Linked DNA regions of Homo sapiens: region 2 is linked to region 1. A link is a loop called in an ENCODE intact Hi-C map of the cell type or tissue named here. Cell type or tissue: CD4-positive, alpha-beta T cell. All regions are shown on one strand. Each heading gives the region's core, and the rest is flanking DNA. Links, peaks and the distances in the headings are about the cores only.

What was found. Hi-C counts contacts between places; a loop is a spot of excess contacts. Peaks named below come from ENCODE experiments on the same cell type or tissue, not always from the same donor. Only the 100,000 strongest peaks of a DNase experiment are listed, where the experiment ranks them.
Region 2: a loop joins it to region 1, with 2.5 times the contacts of the local background. A loop is called at or near these places in 5 of 110 quality-filtered maps.

What each region holds. Positions count from the first base shown.
Region 1 is chr15:34,221,295-34,229,692 of GRCh38, forward strand. EMC4 (ER membrane protein complex subunit 4) reads left to right here and starts at 3,722. Exons shown (of 5, transcript NM_016454.4): 1 at 3,722-3,906; 2 at 4,242-4,356; 3 at 6,399-6,552; 4 at 7,135-7,295. The coding sequence starts at 3,821. RefSeq lists an enhancer at 4,036-4,085. In CD4-positive, alpha-beta T cell, for the core only: no CTCF peak of the experiment used is centred there; a DNase peak (open chromatin) is centred at 3,707; H3K4me3 peaks cover 2,202 bases; H3K27ac peaks cover 1,779 bases.
Region 2 is chr15:34,431,949-34,443,942 of GRCh38, forward strand. It overlaps GOLGA8A (golgin A8 family member A), which reads right to left and starts at 5,860. Exons shown (of 25, transcript NM_181077.5): 1 at 5,450-5,860; 2 at 3,435-3,523. RefSeq lists silencers at 5,254-5,463, 5,706-5,775. In CD4-positive, alpha-beta T cell, for the core only: no CTCF peak of the experiment used is centred there; DNase peaks (open chromatin) are centred at 4,493, 5,153, 5,383 and 5,883; H3K4me3 peaks cover 1,459 bases.

The DNA of each region.
Region 1 (8,398 bases), core at 1-8,000:
AAAGTGCTGGGATTACAGGCGTGAGCCACAGCACCCAGCCCAAAGCAACTTTAATTTAGGTTATAGTTTACACATTTTTATAGCAAGTAGGGGAGTATTTAAGTAGAAAGAATATATGATTCCAATGACTAACTTAATGTTTTCAAAAGTGTTCATTTAAAACTTATTAAAGCAGGGCCAGGTGTGGGCTCATGCCTGTAATCCCAGCACTTTGGGAGGCCAAGGCGGGAGGACTGCTTAAGCTCAGGAGTTTGAGACAAGCCTGGGCAACACAGTGAGACCCTGTCTCAAAAAAATAGTAAGTAAAAAAAAATTATTAAAATGTGGCTAGGAGCAGTGGCTCACGTCTGTAATCCCAGCACTTTGGGAGGCTGAGGCAGGCAGATCACGAGGTCAGGAGTTCGAGATCAGCCTGGCCAATGTGGTGACACCCTGTCTCCACTGAAAATACAAAAATTAGCCAGGCGTAGTGGCACACATCTGTAGTCTCAGCTACTTGGGAGGCTGAGGCAGAAGAATTGCTTGAACCTGGGAGGCGGAGGTTGCAGTGAGCCGAGATTGCGCCATTGCACTCCAGCCTGGCAACAGAGCAAGACTCCATCTCAAAAAAAAAAAAAAAAAAAAAAGTATTAAAATGTAATAAGAAGGCCAGGTGTAGTGGCTTATGCCTGTAATCATCACTTTGCGTGGGCGAGGTGGGTGGATCACCTGAGGTCAGGAGTTTGAGACTAGCCTGGCCAACACAGTGAAACCCCATTTCTACTAAAAATACAAAAATGAACAGGGCGTGGTGGCGGGCACCTGTAATCCCAGCTACTCAGGAGGCTGAGACAGGAAAATTGCTTGAACCTGGGAGGCAGAGGATGCAGTGAGCCAAGATCGTGCCACTGCACTTCAGCCTCGGTGACAGAGTGAGACTCTGTCTCAAAAAAAAAAAAGAAAAGTGTAATAAGATTATCTTGAAAATTAGACAAAATTGCGTGAAAATTATTGCCCCAATAGAATGTATATCCATTTTTATGTTTTATTTTGCACAAGTGTAGTTATAGTACATTCACATCTTGGTGTTTGTTTACTTTCAATTTAATTTACTCACATTCGCTAAACATTTATTCAGTACTTTCTATGTTCTAGGCAACAGGCTCAAAGATAATATATAGCTTCTGACCTGGGGGGATTTAGGGTTGCCTATAGAGGGGTAGAAATAAGTGCTCAGGGGACTTTAACAAACAAAATGCAATGTGGTAAGTGCTATTATGCAGCATATAATGCAACAAAGAAGAATGCCCAATAGGGTCAGAAGCTTGAGATAAATATAAGGTTCATGAGACAGAACGTGGTAAAGACAAAAAGTAGAAAGGAGCAGAAACACAATCTATAGTTAGGTCTTCCTACAATCAGATAGATACACATTTTAGGATGGATTGGAGAGGCAAAAGACTTCCATTTCTGCCTTGTTTAAGTAGTCTGCTATGAACACATATTTTTAAAATCAGAAAATAAAGTGGAGGTGGCAATCTTCAGCCTCTCTTACATCATCATCATCTTCAAGAGTCCCAACTTTTTTGTTGGCCAAGGAAGCCTTTTTCAACCTTACCTCCCACAGCATCTCCTTCCCCCTAACTCCAGCCATATCGAATAACTTGGAGTCAAAGAAATACAAATTAAAAAATAATACAGTACCATTTCAAACTATTAAAAAAATTATAGACTGTGAAATGTAAATGGTGCCATTTTTCCTAGTGGACATTTTAATTTTTTTTGTTGTTGTTTGCAGAGGCAAGGTCTCACTATGTTGCCTAGGCTGGTCTTGAACTTCTGAGCTAAAGCAATCCTCCTGCCTCAGCCTCCCAAAGTTCTGGGATGACAGGTGTGAGCCACCACGCCTGGCTCCTGTGGGCATTTAAAATGAAAATTCTTTAAAAATGTGCATACTCTTTGATCCAGCAACTCCAATTTCACTTCTAGGACTATAACTTTAGGAAATAAGAAAAGACATACAGATATGTTCACAGCAACACTGGTTATAAAAGGAAGGAAAACAGGAAACAATTTAAATGTCCAATAATAGGCTATATTATGAAAAAGGTATACCATACAAAACCCAATCACTTTAAAGAATGACATACATTATTTAATGACACGTCATTAAAAACACATCAATGGTGTTATTTGGTAATGATGTGATACATCATTAAAAACACCACATAACCTAGCACTTTGGGAGGCCGAGGCAGGCAGATCACCTGAGGTCGGGAGTTCGAAACCAGCCTGACCAACACGGTGAAATCCCATCTCTACTAAAAATACAAAATTAGCTGGACGTGGTGGCGTGCGCCTGTAATCCCTGGTACTCGGGAGGCTGAGGCAGGAGAATTGCTTGAACCCGGGAGACGGAGGTTGCAGTGAGCCGAGATAGTGCCATTGCACTCCAGCCTGGGCAACAAAAGCAAAACTCCGTCTCGAACAAAAACACAAACAAACCAAACACCAGATATGTGGTGGGCACTAATCTCACAAGCCTTGAAAGTAGGTAGATTATCCAACTTTTACATGAAGAGGCTGAAACAAATTCAACTTGCCCAAGGTCATACAATTATTAAGTGGTGAAACCAGGATTCAAAAGGAGGCCATCTGCTGGGTGCAGTGGCCCATGCCTTTGTAATCTCAACATTTTGGGAGGCCAAGGCAGGAGAATCACTTGAACCCAAGAGTTTGAGAGCAGCCTGAGCAACATAGCGAAACCCTGTCAAAACAAAACAAAACAAAACAAAACAAGACTGGGGCGTGGTGGCGCGCCCTGTGGTCCTAGCTCCTCGGAACGCTCAGGTTGGAAGGAACGCTCAGGTGGGAAGATCGCTTGAGCCGGGGAAGTCGAGGCTGCAGTGAGCCGTGATAGCGCCACTGCACTACAGCCTCGGCAACGGAGTGAAACCCTGTCTCAAAAAACAAACCCAAAACAAACAACAACAAACGCAGGCTAACTGAATACCGAGCCCATGTCCCCTTCCATGCCCACAATGCTGCCTTGCCTTTGTGCAGAATGTGGTTAGAACTGTTTACCTCGCAAGGTTACTGTGCAAGTGAAATGAAATAAACACATGACACAGTGGACATTCAATACTCAGAAACTACTAAGTAACTCGCTCAAGGTCAAGCTAGGATTTAAACCCAGGATTTGAATCTTTTGTTCCAGGGAGCGCGTAGGAGGTTAAGAAGCTTTTCTTGGCTTCCTTTTTTTTTTTTTTGAGACAGAGTTTCGCTCTTGCTGCCCAGGCTGGCGTGCAATCGCTCGGTCTCAGTTCACTGCAACCTCCGGCTCCCGGATCCAAGCGATTCTCCTGCCTCAGCCTCCTAAGTAGCTGGGATTACAGGCGCCCGCCACTAAGCCCGGCTAATATTTTGTATTTTTAGTAGAGACGGGGTTTCACCATGTTAGCCAGGCTGGTCTCGAACTCCTGACTTCAGGTGATCCGCCCACCAATTCTTAACGCTGAGTCAGTATGGGCTTTCCTTCAGCCCCATAAAGTGCACCTCAGAGGTCAGGGAACACATAACAAGGACATTCAAAAGGGGAGCGCGCGGAAGTGGCTTTAGGAAGCACTAAGTCTTGCCTGGTTTTTTTTCCTCCCTGCTTTTCTAAATCCAAACCCGGACTCCTCAACCCACAGCACCACCAATTTCCAGGGCGGAAATGACGTCGTATTCACGCGCCGGAAGTGCATTTGCAGAGTGAGACAAAGCGGAGAACGCTGGTGGGCCTGTTGTGGAGTACGCTTTGGACTGAGAAGCATCGAGGCTATAGGACGCAGCTGTTGCCATGACGGCCCAGGGGGGCCTGGTGGCTAACCGAGGCCGGCGCTTCAAGTGGGCCATTGAGCTAAGCGGGCCTGGAGGAGGCAGCAGGTGAGGCACCTGGGCAAGCTGTACATCACTGTTCATCCCAGAACTGCACCAGAGTAATGAGACCTGAGCCCTCAGGCATAACTCTGAAAAAGATGGGTGGCACACAGACATCACCTGGGGAGGTAGCGGCTTTTCTGCCGTGGAAGTTTCTCTGCTCAAACAATGCTTACATCAGTCCTCCTGATAAGTCAAAGGACTGAGGAACATACGAGGGGGCTTGGTCTAATCTGAGTAGGTGCATCTGAAGATCTTTATTCCTATGATTGGTAGATCAGGAAATGTGGGATAAGAAGTATCGGAGGTTGCAGCTTTAGTTTCTTGGTTTGGTTTTTTAGGGGTCGAAGTGACCGGGGCAGTGGCCAGGGAGACTCGCTCTACCCAGTCGGTTACTTGGACAAGCAAGTGCCTGATACCAGCGTGCAAGAGACAGACCGGATCCTGGTGGAGAAGGTACAGAGGTATAGATGTTACCGTAGCCCATGGGCCAGTCCTGAGTTACACACTCATCCTCTTCTCCTAGGTGGAGTTAACGTAGATAGCTCTTATCCTGAAGATTTGGAAACTAAACTGCTTGAGGCTGGTATTTCGGTATTTTATATATCAGCTACAAAAGTGCTTAATAATTTGAAAAATAGAAGATGTTTGGAACATAAGGTATAAGAAAGTAGGTTGAAAACTATCTTTTGGTGGCAACATCTTCCAGTTGAAGTGATCCTTTTTCTACTCTGGTTCCCTTACACCACATATCCAACTGTCAGGATACTCTGTTGGCTTTACCTACTACTTTTTCCTGTGTTCACCTCTCATCCTAATCCAAGCCACCATCCTTCATCTAGATTTCTGCAGTAGCCCGGCTAATTTTTGTATTTTTAGTACAGACAGGGTATCACCATGTTTGCCAGGCTGGTCTTGAACTCCTGACCTCAGGTGATCCATCCGCCTTGGCCTTCCAAAGTGCTGGGATTGCAGGCATGAGCCACCGCGCTCGGCCCGGGGCTATTTATATTTCTAATTTCTCCTGTCATTTTGTTACATTTTTTCTAGAAACTTATCCATTTCCTAAAATTTCAAATGTATTGATATAAAGTTGTTCATAATATGATCACTTCCATATATGCAAGATCTGTGATGTTCATTTTTTCATTCCTGATATTGAATATTTTGTCTCCTCTCCTTTCTTCATCAGGCTCACCAGTATTGATTTTTTAAAAATTATTTTCATTTATTTTTACAGGTCACTGTACCCATCACCAGTATTGATTTTATTAATCTTTTCAAAAATACTTGGGTTTTTTTCTAGTTTCTTGAAATGGATGCTTAGTTTATTTTTAGACTGCCATTACTTTTTTTCTTTTCTTTTGAGACAGTCTTGCTGTTGTCGCCGAGGCTGGAATGCAATAGCACGACCTTGGCTCACTGCAACCTCTGCCTCCCAGGGTCAAGCAATTCTCCTGCCTCAGCCTCCCGAGTAGCTGGGATTATAGGCACCCACCACCACGTCCAGCTAATTTTTTTGTATTTTTAGTAGAGACGGGGTTTCACCACGTTGGCCAGGCTGGTCTGAAACTCCTGACCTCAGGTGATCCACCAAGCTCGGCCTCCCAAAGTGCTGGGATTACAGGTGTGAGGCACCGCGCCCGGCCACATTGCCATTACTTTTAATGGCAACAACCGCAGTTACTTTTGCAGCAACCTGGTAGTATGTATTTAAGGTTATAAATTTCTCAGAACTCTAGCTGTGTCCCACGAGTTTTAAAATGTGGTACTTTTGCTATCATATAAATCTATTTTCCATTATAATTTCTTCATGTATCATTGTTAATTCCCAAACATAAGAGATTTTCTAGTTACTATAAAATTATTTCTAGTTTAATATCATTGTAGTCAAAGAATATGTTTTGTACAATTTGCATTCTTTGAGATTGACATTTTCTTCATGGCTCAGCGAGTGGTCAGTTTTTGTGAATATCTTGTTTGAAAAGAATGTGAATTCTGCAATTGTTGAGTGCAGTGTTACATGTCAGTTGGGTTAAGTTTGTTAATGTCATTCAAATCTTCTATGTCTTGATTTGCCTGCTAATTCTATTATTTCTGGAACTAAATTAGTTCGATGGTTCTATTAGTTATTGACTGAGGTGTGCTAATCTCCCATTATGTGGATTTATCTATTTCTTCAGTTGTAGATAGGACATTGATAGATACATAAGTACCAGGACAAAAGCAGGGAGATCTTTTTTCCAAAATCAGGAGAAAAAAATGACATCTGGAAAACCTATAGGGAAAGGCATAACAGATGGTAAGGATACTTTATCTTGAGTAGGAGAGCCTTCCTGTGGCAACGTGGAGAAGGGAAGAGGTCGTAGAATTGAGGAGTCAGCTCAGTTAGAAGCAGGGAGTTGGGAATTCCGTTCATGTGATTTAGCATCAGTGATATGGCAAATGTGGGACTAAGGGTAGTGATCAGAGGGTTAAAATTGTGTGTTTTGTTTTAGCGCTGCTGGGACATCGCCTTGGGTCCCCTCAAACAGATTCCCATGAATCTCTTCATCATGTACATGGCAGGCAATACTATCTCCATCTTCCCTACTATGATGGTGTGTATGATGGCCTGGCGACCCATTCAGGCACTTATGGCCATTTCAGCCAGTAAGTATTCTTGAAACAATAACCCTTCCATAAGTTTGAAGAATTAAAGGCAGGCCGGGCATGGTGGCTCACGCCTGTAATCCCAGCACTTTGGGAGGCGCCAAGCTGGGTGGATCATCTGAGGGCAGGAGTTCGAGACCAGCCTGGCCAACATGGTGAAACCTTGTCTCTACTAAAAATGCAAAAATTAGCTGGGCGTGGTGGCACACGCCTGTAATCCCAGCTGCTTGGGAGGCTGAGACAGGAGAATCACTTGAACCTGGGAGGCAGAGGTTGCAGTGAGCCGAGATCGTGCCACTGCACTCCAGCCTGGGTGACAGAACGAGACTCCATCTCAAAAAAAAGGAAGAATTAAAGGTAAATTCTTAGGGACAGTTTTTGGCTAACAGGTATATAGGGGAGTGGGGTAATGGTGGTGGCATGGAGGGGAGTGTAGTGCTTACCATGGTTTTCTGTTTGCCTTTAATGGTCCTATTTGCTGTCTTACTATGGGTCTGTCTATATGAATTTAATATACAGTTGGCTTGATTCGTATTGGGGGAAAGAGTTCTTTTGGTTTGACAACTTCTGTTACCGCAACAGCTTTCAAGATGTTAGAAAGTTCAAGCCAGAAGTTTCTTCAGGGTTTGGTCTATCTCATTGGGAACCTGATGGGTTTGGCATTGGCTGTTTACAAGTGCCAGTCCATGGGACTGTTACCTACACATGCATCGGATTGGTTAGCCTTCATTGAGCCCCCTGAGGTAAGGCAAAAGAAAAGCTGAATTTTGGGTAGTTGTAGTATACAGTGAATAGCTGACCTACTTGATGGTAGGAAATTGGAGTTGGTATTTGAGTTTCTTTTTTTTTTTTTTTTTTTTTTTGAGACGGAGTATTGCTCTGTCGCCCAGGCTGGAGTGCAGTGGCATGATCTCGGCAACCTCCGCCTCCTGGGTTCAAGCAATTATTCTGCCTCAGCCTTCCAAGTAGCTGGGATTACAGGCACCTGCCACCATGCCCAGCTAATTTTTTTGTATCTTTTAGTAGAGATGGGGTTTCACCATGTTGGCCAGGCTGGTTTTGAACTCCTGACCTCAAGTGACCTGCCCACCTCTGCCTCCCAAAGTGCTAGGATTACAGGCGTGAGCCACTGCGCCTGGCCTAGGGTTTCTTAAAAAATAAGAGCCATTAGGAGTTTTTAAGTTATTATTTTTAATTAATTAATTAATTTATTTATTTTGAGACAGAGTCTCACTCTGTCGCCCAGGCTGGAGTACAGTGGTGTGATCTTGGCTCACTGCAACCTCCGCCCCCCAGGTTCAAGCGATTCTTGTGCCTGAGCCTCCCTAGTAGCTGGAATTACAGGCAACTGCCACTGCACCTGGCTAATTTTTGTATTTTTAGTAGAGACAGGGTTTCACCATGTTGGCCAGGCTGGTCTTCAGCTCCTGACCTCAGGTGATCCACCCACCTCGGCCTCCCAAAGTGCTGGGATTACAGGTGTGAGCCACCATGCCTGGCCAAGTTATTATTTTTGAAACAGGGTCTTGCTCTGTCACCCAGGCTGGAGTGCAGTCATGTGATCATGGCTCACTGCAGCCTCAACCTCCGGGCTCAGGCACTCAGCCTCTCAAGTAGCTGGGACTACAGGTGTGCACCCCAATGGCTCGCTAATTTTTGTATTTCTTGTAGAGACAGGGTTTTGCCATGTTGCCCAGGCTGGTCTTGAACTCCTGGGCTCAAGCGATCTGCCTGCCTTGGCCTCCCAAAGTGTTTAGCTAAGATTAGCTACTGCGCCTGGCCTGGAAGTTCTTTTTTAAGGATAGGCAAAATAGAGCTTGTGGTTAAAGTATTAAGTAATTGATTC
Region 2 (11,994 bases), core at 1,738-9,737, 210 kb after region 1:
ACATATGTATCTCAACTGAAAATCCTAAATGTCAATAGTGTTCTCCGACTCACTATTTACTAATAAGAGTTTCCTCAGAACTGTCTTTGCCTGAGAGTTTCACGACCAAACGTCTCTCTGCACAGTTGATTCTAGGGACAAGAAGTGCTAAGAATCCATGTTGGCTTCAAGTGCAAAATGGAAAACACCTTAGTGTCCCACCAACCACGTCAGCCACCTTCCTGGAGGGCTAGCTCCCAGACCCTTTTCCCATCGCTGTATAGGGCCCACGTCATCTGTGGCATTTCCACGACTCTCCGATGCCAGCCATCAGTCTCTCGGCTTGTGTTGAAAATTAGCACCTTTACGTGCCCACCAGTGGTCATGAGTCCTAGTCATGCCCACCCTGTTAAAAACAAATCTGATACAAAATGGGCCCCAGCAGGAGACAGGGACAGAACACGGACCTCACACTCTCTCCAGCTCAGACTCAAAGGCCAGCACTGCCCCATCACAGCCGAGTGCTCTTAGGCAACCCACAGCTCAGCTACCTGTCCCCAGCCTCCTCGTTGCAAAGTTAAGACAAGACCTGCCTTCTAGATTTGTCGGGAAATTATTTAAAATGATAAACAAAGAGGGATGGAACTCAACACACAGAATTGCCCGATGATGTGTGTTTCATTCCAGTGGTTTCGCCATCAAAACCATCTTTAAATGTTGGAGTGTTTCCGTTTCCAGACAACTAGAGATGAAAATATTTTCACAGTCACTCAACGCAGGTACCTCAACCACGTATTTTTTCTCTTAATTTTGATCCTTGAAACACAAAACAACAGATGCACCACCTTACATTAAAACAGCCCTTTAGAGTTTAGAGTTTATGACAGGCCGCCTCTGCATTCTCTCACTAGGCCGTAGCTGTAACTCACAAACCTGACCCTTAAAACTCCCAGGACAATAAGAGAAGCCACACCATGGAGCTCTTGCTGTCATAAAATATCTCGCATCAGTTCAATATTGCATCTCGTCTGTGCCTCAAAACAACCACAGGCAAGAGGCCTCACGCGGGTATTGCAGATGCTGAGAAAGACTCTCAAGCCAGAAGACTGGTCCTGGGCCCCAGGGATTAGTGGCAGGGCCAGGCTGGAACTGAGCTCCTGTTACTCCAAATCCCATCCTCTTTTCTGACCTCCCAGTCCCTTTCTCATAAAACCAAAGCATCTTCTCCAACCAGGCCAGGACACACGCAGGAGAGAGTCAGGCAGGAGGAGGCTTCTGGAAGGGAAAGCAGAGTGGCTGAGAGCCCTGGGACAGAGTCTGACATTAGGTACAGGACAAGTTTGGAAAGATCCAGATGGAGCGGGAAGGGAATCTGGGCGTGGGGGTGCCTCCTTCCAAAGTGCATCCACATCCGAGGTGACTGCAGGGAGACGCAGCGCTGACTTTGGCAGCAGGGACCACCCGGGTGCAGAGAACCCAAACAACTGAAAATCCAAAAAGGAATCTCAGTGCACAGTAAGAAAGCTCATTCTTTGGGCTGGTTACCTTCCCAAACACGTTCTCCTCTGGCCTATGTGAAACCGACGTTGCACTGTACAACTCTGAAGCTCTTTCTTGACTGCCCACTGAATGAGGGTCTGTGCTACATTCCAGGAGGATCCAAATGTGAACACAGCTAGGTTCCAGCTCTGGGACTCGGGAAAAGGAGGCACAGGCAGCAGGACATGTGCTGCAAGGAGACTACTGCTCCCGTGTTTCATTCACTCACTCATCCAACAACAGCACTAAGGCTCTGCTGTGTGCCAGGCACTTTTCTAGCTACTGGGGATCCAGAGGTGAACAAAGTCTTTTACAATTGAGTGGTAAGAGACTGACAATAAACAAACAAGTATATAAATAACACACTGAATGTTGAGTACTAAGGAGAAACACAAAGCAAGGTTAACAAGAGAAGGGGAAGTAACGCTAATTTATGTAGGGCTGTCAGGGAGCCGGCAATAAGTGAGGGGCCGGCCAGGTGGGCATCTGGGGGTGGCTGATGCCAAGGGGGTGGGAACAGCAGGTGCAAAGGCCTGGAGGCAAGAGTGGCCTGGCAAATCCGAGGACCAAGGGATAAGATGAAAGAGCCTACATTCAGTTAGGATCTCCGGGATGGACATGGGCCAAGATGACAGGTGGGGATGGGGTGGGGACAACCCAGGGCAGATCTGGGCAATGAGCCTGTCTGCCTGGAGCCAGGAGAGCCTGGAGGGGCCATTCTTGGGAGCGAGCGGGGGAACTTGAGAAAAATCAGGCCGAGACACATGGATGTGGAGGGAGCACTGGAAAGCCACTGAAGGCCTGGGCAATGGTGACACACCTGGCCTGGGCCAACTTGCAGACTCAGGGGTACCCCACAGCCCAACCTGGGAAACCTCACAGCCGGCACAGAAATCATAAAGCACACAGCAATGGCACCCCACCAGTACGCAGGGTTCCACATAGAGAGCCTGGCTGCATGATCTTGAGGTCACCTAACTCCCGGGCCTCCCTTGTGTGTCTGGACAGGGAGAGAGGGGAGGATTGGCTTCAGGAGAGGCGAGAAACGACAGTGCCCATGACAGCTGACTCAGCCTGTGCCAGCAGGCTGCTCTGAGACATGAGCTGGACCCAACCCAGGCGGTGGGCAGCAGGGGGGTGGGGAGGAACTCTGGGAAAGGAAGGAGCCAGAGAAGTCTCCCTGTGGGCGCTCGGGCCAACCACCACCCAAGGGAACAATGAGCACCCCCAGCCCCCGATGGGCACACAGGCTGCCTCCTGGTGAGCAAGCGTCTCAAACCTGACCTACATCTGGGAGGCCTGCCTGGTCACCAGGGACTACCTTACACCCTACCTGTGCCTCCACGTCCCCAGTGCTCACGGCCACCTGGCAAGGGTGAGGAACTGAGACTGCGTTGAGGACACACAGCCTGTGAGTGGTACAGCCAGGGCCGCTGCCCAGGCCCAGAGCTCTCTCCGTTTCTCTAAGGACCAGGCTGCAAGGCAGGGCATGTGATCTCTGCCGAAGACATTCAAGCCACCCAGTGATGTGTGCTGGGCCTCGATCCCCACCGACCGCCAGTCCTCTCCTCCCCTGGACAGTAAAGGTTTCTCCAAGACTTCAGACGACGGTGTCACCTGAGGCCCTCACCTATTAAGTCACCGGGGCAGGTATGCATGGCAGAGGACACGGAGGAGTGCCGGAGAGGAGCTGAGGCCTGGAGGGGGCCTCTGCAGCCAGGCTCAACCCCCACTCTCCCCACTCCAACAGCCCTCACTGCAGCCACCGCGGCCCAATCCAAACAAAGCCCAGCCTGATGCCAATCTCACCATCAACTGTTTTTCCTCTGACTTCCTCAGTTTTGTCTAGGAAAAATCAAAGTGTCTTATCCCATCTCTAAGCTTCCAGGGGTGTGATCAGTGTCTTTTACAATTACCTTTTACTTTTATCCAGCATTTCTTAGCTCGGTTGGCAAACTGGATATTTATGCACCTCCATTTCACAATCCATCTCCACCGATTATTCCTGTAAAACATTTTTTTTTTTAAAGTTTAGAGTTACTTAAGAAGGTTATGTAAACAAGTTAACCAGCAAGCCACAACTTGGGTCTGCGGTGTCAGAGAAAACATGCAAGGTGCAAGAGAATGAGGAGCTGATGGTCACCAGCTTTACCTCCTTCCAGCACCCACTCCTGCTCACACACACTCACACCCCGTGGGACTCAGCCTGCAGCTTCTCCCAGCCCAAGAGCCAGACAGTGGGGAGGAGCACAGACCACACTTCCTAACAAATGAGAGGGAAGACTTCGTGCCCCATTGCTACTGCCATCACCCAGTCCCAGCCCAGAGAGGGAGCCCACTCCAAGGGCCCCCCTGCCAGTACTGCTAGAGCCCACCGAGGGCTGCCAGCACACAGCTACGAGCTCCAGCTTTATCTACTCACGCCCTGGACACTGCCCGGAGCCCCAGCAGGTTCCACGTGTCCTTGTCACCCCAGCCCTCCTGCCCCGCGGATCCTAAGCTCAGGAGACCCTCTCCAGCCCAGGCTGTGGGGGAAGGCAGCCCCCACGGTCACCCAGGAATCAGCGCAGAGTGCAGGGCATCCTGGACTCCCCGGACTGGGAAACCCAGTTCCTGTCCCCCTGCGTAGTGGCCACACCTCTGGGAGGGGAGAAACCCCTGCCTCACCTCACTGGAGGGACCCTGACCCAGAGGCCTGAGAAAAAGCCACCGGCAGGCTCCTGGCACCTGCCAACCTGCACCTTAGGAAAACTTGTCCCACTTCAACCTGCAAAGCTCTCAGGTCATTACTTCTAAAACCACTGTCCTTTCTGAAACAGGAAGGAAAATAGAAAAACAAACAAAAACAAAGAGGCACAGAAGGCTGAAGACGCCAGAGGCAGTTTAGCCCAAAAACAAAGTGCCAGACACAAGATGCCAAGTTTGGGGCGCTTCCTCCACCGCATGCCTGTTTAGGAGCTGACTGCACTCAACCACAGATTTACGTCTGGTGCCTGCCAGGTCGTTATCTGAAGAGATCTGAAAAAGTAAGCCTTTCTTCTGCCAGTAAATACTAAGTTAAGACTAGCAGGCCCCTCTAAGGCTCTGCTCTCCACTGGGGTGCTGCAGGACAGGCCCCTCCGCGGGCGTTCCCCGCACCCTCCCTCCGCGTCGGCCCGGAGAAAAGGAAGTTCGCCCCTAGCCTGGGCTTACCAAGGCCCGCCGCCCGACCCATGGAGCCCTGCTTGGGGACCGGGGGCCTCGATGTTCTCCTTCACCATCTGCGGCCAGATCTCCCTCCAGCAGCCTTGCCAGGCAGTGCCTGGCGTGGAGAAGGGGCCCTGCAGAGGCGCAGGTCCGCACCGTGCCCCCAACCCGGCGCCTGCAGCCCAGGGGCAACAAGGTGTGGGGTTTTTGAGTTTTTCCCTCTGGGCCTTATTATACAGGGAAAGGGAAGGGGCGAAGATCCGGGCTCGAGTTCTCCCAGGGAAGTGAACCCAGAGGCGATCCCAAACTCAGTAGTTGCCGCCCGGCACGGGGACTTGATGCCGGCGCCAAGCCGGGCAGCGGAACGCACCAGCGGCCCGACCAGCCCGGCGAGACGCGAGCGGGCGGCCCCGCCAGACAGCGCCACTTGCCGGCGCCGAGAGTGGCCCCTCGCCGCGGTGAGCCCCTCCCGGGATGCGAAAGCCATCGCCTAGTCCCCGCCGCACCCGCCCGCCCATCGTGGGAGGAGGATGGGCCGGTCCGAGAGGCGTAAGGCCGCCGGGCTGCACCCCTAGATCCCAGCGGCGGCCTCCCCGCAGCCCCGCCGAGTCCGGGGGGCAGCGCTCGGGAGCTCTTGGCCCGCAGCTTACGCGCCGCCCCCCACGCGTCCGGGTCCCCGCGGCGCCGCGGGCGGCCCAAGGCTGCCGCCGCCAGCGAGTCAGGCAGCCGAGGTTCCCCAGCTTACCTGGCCAGGGCGCGGGGCTGCCCCGGTCCGCCGCCGTCCTCGCCGCGCCGCCGTCCTCGCCGCGCCGCCGTCCTCGCCGCGCCGCCGTCCTCGCCGCGCCGCCGTCCTCGCCGCGCCGCCGTCCTCGCCGCGCCGCCGTCCTCGCCGCGCCGCCGTCCTCGCCGCGCCGCCGTCCTCGCCGCGCCGCCGTCCTCGCCGCGCCGCCGTCCTCGCCGCGCCGCCGTCCTCGCCGCGCCGCCGTCCTCGCCGCGCCGCCGTCCTCGCCGCGCCGCCGTCCTCGCCGCGCCGCCGTCCTCGCCGCGCCGCCGTCCTCGCCGCGCCGCTGCCGGGTCTCTCCCGGGGGCTGAGCTCCCGCAGAGCTCGCGCCTAGCCGCACACCTCGACTGCTGATTAGCCCGACAGCTGAATAGCGGCGGGAGCCTACCGCGAGCGGAGTACGGAAAGCCCGCAGGGCCGCGCCACATGGCGCACGCGCACTGAGCTGCATACCTAGGTGACAAACGTGCACGTTTTGCACGTGTATCCCAGAACTTAAAGCATGACAAAATTTTTTTTTAAAAAACCCTGATGCCATTATTAGGAACAATTTGAATAGATCAGTCACAACCTATATGCTGGCTTCTGGTGTCTCAATTTGTCCTGGGAAAACTGTTGTAAAGCAATAGTATGTCAGTCCTTATATACTTATCCATCTCCAATCTGGAAAGACAAGGCTTATATGTTTCCTTTTTAGTCCCCTAATTTCTCTTTATGACACAAATCCAGTTGGCAGTATTAAAGATGGGGCTGATTCTCCTTTACTTATCTGGAATATGCTACCATTCCAGATAAGTAATAGTAAAATGGCCATTTCCTCTTGCTAATCAAATGTCGTTTTTGAACACAAAAGCCACTGGGTTTGGAGTATGAAACATAAACATAAAACATATCATACACTATCTGTGACGTTTTCATAAACTCACATGATCCTTTTATATTTTTCTCTTATATAAAACGAAATACTTTCCATTAAAAATTGAGATATTTAAATGAGAAAATGCTTGCCAATGTTATTAAAATATAAAATTTTATTATTTATTCAAAGAAAATGGTCACTTTTGGTTTGTGCTAAAAAATAACAGTAACAGTAGAAGCCTGCTTTAAAATATTTTAAGTGTGCGATATCATATTACTTCTCATTTACTCTTTGCGTTTCTAGAGAGCCAAGTTTATTTTTTTCTCAATTCAGTTTAAAATCAGAGGGAACAAAATTTGAAACGTGACATAATATCAAGGTTAACATGCTAGCTATGTAATAACTGTAAAATTTGGCCACAAATGCATTTGCTTTGAGAAAAATGATCATGTGAAATTCCTAAATATTTGGGCCATATGGAAGATGATATCAGAAGAATAATATATTCTCTGTATGTCAAAGGAGGAGGATAATAAAAACCGTAGTTATTAGGTTAGTACAAAAACAATTACAGTATTCGCCATTGCCAAAAATTGCAATTGCTTTTGCACCAAGGTAGTAATAAAAGTATGGTTGAGTTTCTGTAGAATTCCGGCAAAGGATGAGCATCCTTAATCTGAAATCCAAAACTCTCCCAAATTCGAAATTTTTTGGGTGCCCATATGATGCCTCAAGTACAAAATTCTACACCTGACCTCATGCAATGTATCATAGCCAAAGCACAGGTACACAACACATAGTTTATTCAGTGCTTTCAAGAGAAAATTAAAATTAACATGAGGCTACATGTAAATAAATTTTGTGTTTAGACTTGGGTCCCATCCCAAGATCTCTCATTATGTATATGCAAATACTCCAAAATTCAAAAAAATTCACAATTTTGGATTTTTCAGGTCCCAAGCATTTTGATTAAGAGATACTCAACCTGTCCCTGTTTGGAAGCAGTTCCCTCTAGATAGATTAAACTGGCCTAACAAAAGGTAGTATCTGTTGCTGGAGTTGAGAAAGAATAAATATTTACATACAAAAGTGAGGGCAAAAGAAGACTACAAAAACATTCTTATTGAAATTAAATAAAATTATGCCCTTTTCTCTGTGTAGCTCTTTGGCCAGTTTGAACAATGAATACCAAGAGCCAATGACTGAATTCTAATTATATATTTGGTGATTATGCTCAGACAGACTTGAAGAGAGAAATTTCATAAGCATCATTTTGGCATTTGATTTTCTAATAACAGAGCATCTCAAAATATTTTTATTCTTCATAATTCCCAGAATTTTTTTTTTTTGGTAAATCTTGCATATGACTCCAACGTGCAAGTTATTTGTAACACTACCAATAACTTTTCTATTCTTTTGGAGGAGAAAATATTCCATATATATATATGTATATATGTACACACACACTACATATATAGTTTATATATTCCGATTCTGCCCTATTAATCTATAAATGTATGCACGAAGAAAATATGTAATTACTGGGACTGTAAACTATATTTATATCAGATAAAATAGATAAATAATTCTATTAGTTTTATTTTTCAAATATATCTGTGTATTAGGCCGTTTCCTTACAGCTGATAAAGACATACCTGAGACTGGACAATTTACAAAAGAAAGAGGTTTAGTTGGACTCACAGTTCCACGTGGCTGGGAAGGCCTCACAATCATGGCGAAAGGCAAGGAGGAGCAAGTCACATTTTACGTGGATGGCAGCAGACAAAGAGCTTATGCAGAGAAACCTCCAGTTGTAAAAACCATCAGATCTCGTTGATGAGATGAGAGCATGTGGGAATGTGGGAGTTACAATTCAAGGTGAGATTTGGGTGGAGACACAGCTAAATCATATCAATCCATTTCCTGAAATTTGCTCTGTGATAAAAAGTTAAGAGTCAGATTATCTGAGTCAAAAAAAGATATAAACTGGCATTTTAGCTTAACTAGTTATAAAAGTATAGGTTAATTTAAGAAAAGCTGAGGGTTTTAAAAGAATATTTAGTTTTATGCATAGAAAAAAGGTATAAAAGTAAAAACCTGCTGCTCATTTGGGTATTAAAGGTATAAGTGTTAAGTATAAATGTTATATTTTCTAATTGGCTAGTAATTTATGTACTTTTATTTACATCTTTTTGTGTATTAATTTTTCCCAAAACATACTGAAAGTTTTTGTTTTAATACTTTTCTATTGATCTTCACAATTTTCAACTTCTTCAATCCAAATTTATCGATTAGTAATGATGTTGCTTTTTTCTTTTTAAAGTTTTTACCTATTATGTTTTCTGCCATATTAATCAGTATTTTAAAAAATTACTAATGGCTGTAATAGGAGACACACACAATTTGTTAATGAGAATGCATCAAGTTTCTCACCATTAAGCATAATGTTTATCTGTCTTCATACAGCCATATATGTTTTATATATGTGTGCACGTGTTCCCTTGTGTACGTGGGTTGCATATGTGTGTGTAGTTATTATGTTAAGACATACCATATCCTTTATTAAACTCATTGAAATTAAGAAATGTTAATATATTCAGATGCATTTTGGTATCTTTGGAGATAATACTGTGATATTTATTTAGTAATATGATATGATGAAAAATACTAACAAAGCTATTCTCACATTGTTGCCACGAATCTCTCGTGGTCATCGACTATCTTTTTTTTTTTGAGACGGAGTCTCGCTCTGTCACCCAGGCTGGAGTGCAGTGGTGCAATCTCGGCTCACTGCAAGCTCCGCTTCCTGGGTTCATGCCATTCTCCTGCCTCAGCCTCCCGAGTAGCTGGGACTACAGGCGCCCGCCACCACGCCCAGCTAATTCTTTGTATTTTTAGTAGAGACGGGGTTTCACCGTGTTAGCCAGGATGGTCTTGATCTCCTGACCTCGTGATCCACTGCCTCAGCCTCCCAAAGTGCTGGGATTACAGGCGTGAGCCACCGCACCTGGCTGGACTATCATTTTTAATAGAACGCTCAATTCAGTTTGCTAATATTTTATTTGGTGCTTTTGGGCATACATTTTCAGGTTTTTAATTGGAATTGCAATGTCATGCTGACTTCATAAACATAATTCCAAGATTGCCTTTCTCTTCAAATGTTCTGAAACATTTTAATTATCAAGGGAATTATCTGTTCCTGAAGTTTGGATAGATATTACTCAAAATACTGGTGAACCCTGGTATCTATTACTGGAATAGGGGAAGTGATGAGAATAAAAAGCTGAGGCCTTTTGTATCTTGGTGATATTCTCTTTTTATTTATTTTGTCTTTATTCAGTAATCTGCTTTGATATCCTGAATCAGTATTTCCTTAGGTGGAGAGAGTTTTCTTATATTGAATATTAGATTCTTTCTCCAATTTTACTTTTAGAACTATAGTTACCATTCTGTACTTAGATCTCCACAACTTATTCATCCTGCCTAACTGAAATTTTGTACACTTTGACAAATATCTCTTCATTTTTTCTTAGCTCCTCATTTATTCTCTTTTTCTATTTTCTAGAAACACTGATTTTTACTTGGGGTATATATTTTTATCCCCCCATATATATCCTTTTCTTATCTCTTATTGTCTCTTTGTCCCTTTCCCTTGGATCCTAAGGAAGACTCCTATGTTTTCATTGACATCATTTAGTGTTCTATAGCTTTAATTCTTTTCTTCATTCGTTCTAATGCAGCCTCTAGTGTTCCTTTAATATTTTAAGTTTCCTTACAATGCTACCTTCACTCGGTTCTCTTTTTCTTGCCCTGTAATTGGCCAGAAAAAATATTTGCTGTATTTTATATTTTATATCATGTTTTTTCATTTTAAAATACTTTACAGTTACATATTTTAAAATATCTTACTCAAATATTTTAATATATTTTAACACAATGTTTTATCTGAAATATACATTTATATTTCTTGTAATTATTTTATTCACAAACCTTTTATCTGATGTTTTGTTTTATCACATTGTTAAACATTTCTGAAATTATCATGTACTGTGTGTGTATATATATATATATATATATATATATATATATATATGTATGTACTTATCATTAAATAAGGCAGGATCTACACATTGTTTTGATATCCCATAAACAGAGTATACAAGTGTATCTTGGTTCCCTCTCTATCCATCTGTCTCAGCTCATTTTATGCTGCTATAACAGAATACCACAGACTGGGTAATTAATTTACAAAACAGAAATGTATCGGCTCATATTTCTGACAAATTCAGAAGACTAAGAGCATGGCACCAGCATGTAGAGAGGGCTTTCTTACTTCTTCATCTTATTTCTTCATGTTATGGAAGGCAAAATATGAAAAGATGAAAAGTGACAATGTACAAACCGTGTATGTATGTGTGTATGTACCTAAAGGTCCCACTTCTCACCACTGTAGCATTGGTGACTGATTAAGTTCCTAATACATGAACTTTGGGGGACACATTCAAACTATAACCCCATCTGATTATTCGTAGAGTTCTCAACAGATCTCAGGCAGAAGGCTTTTTGATAGGTCCAGCCCTTTATCAATTGTAGATAATTAGAAGTGATACACATCTTTACCAGGCTTCACGCCTTCCTTCTGCCAAGCTTACATTCCTAAACATAAAGCACATCCACATTCACTTGAATTTTTCACCTATATTGAACTTCTTGGAATTCGAGGCCTCAAATCAATGCAGAATAAAAGGAGATAACGGTAAATTTGAAGAATTAAATGATCATGACCATTTTTAAGTCAGGTCTTTCGCAATGACCGTGGTCAATAATGGCCAAGACAAATGGAGATGAATTATACATAGAATGAATACATTAAAATGTCATCTACTTTTCTTTCTCCAGAAGGATTCACTGTTCTATGTGCGCCTCTCATCTGCCTTTTTATTAATTAACCTTTCTACTGAAGTCTGGACGATCTCCAACCAGTATTCCTAGTTTGTGGTATTGTAGAAATATATTTTTGTGTTTTAACGAGTCAACAAAGCATTTGTAAGAAATCATCATAAAAATCTATTAAGCATTCATTTTGCATCAAACATTTATTGCGTAAAATAAGCAGATACAATGAAAATTCTTCTTGATGGTGGAAAGGTATCACTGTAAAAAATCATTATCATCTTGGGTTGCAATACAGCAGTAAACACAGAGATTTTGATATATGTAGGACCTATATTGCTGAGCTTAGCTATGCTCTCTGTATTTTGTTTCTTTGCCTTTCTTGTCAAGTTGTCAGCAATCACTTCACACTACTGAAAATATAATTAATTGCCTTTAGCAGTTCCCTCCCTGCTTCTAACCTTATACTTTGAAGCAGAAGCAGAAAATTACTTTGGCTGAGAGTCAGAGCTAACCTGAACGTTGTATTAAGTGGAGGCCAAAAGTTTCTGAAAATGTACTGGGGGCTTTATTCATGGATGAAAGGGTATAAAACCTTTGTTTTATTGATCTGCACTTCCTAATTTTTATACTTACAACCATTGTCCAAAATTTTATATATTGCTTCAGATGTCTTGTATTCCACACCAATGGAAGGTACCGCGTCTTATTCATCCTTCACCTCCAAGTTCCTACCAAAATGCCTGACATATGATAG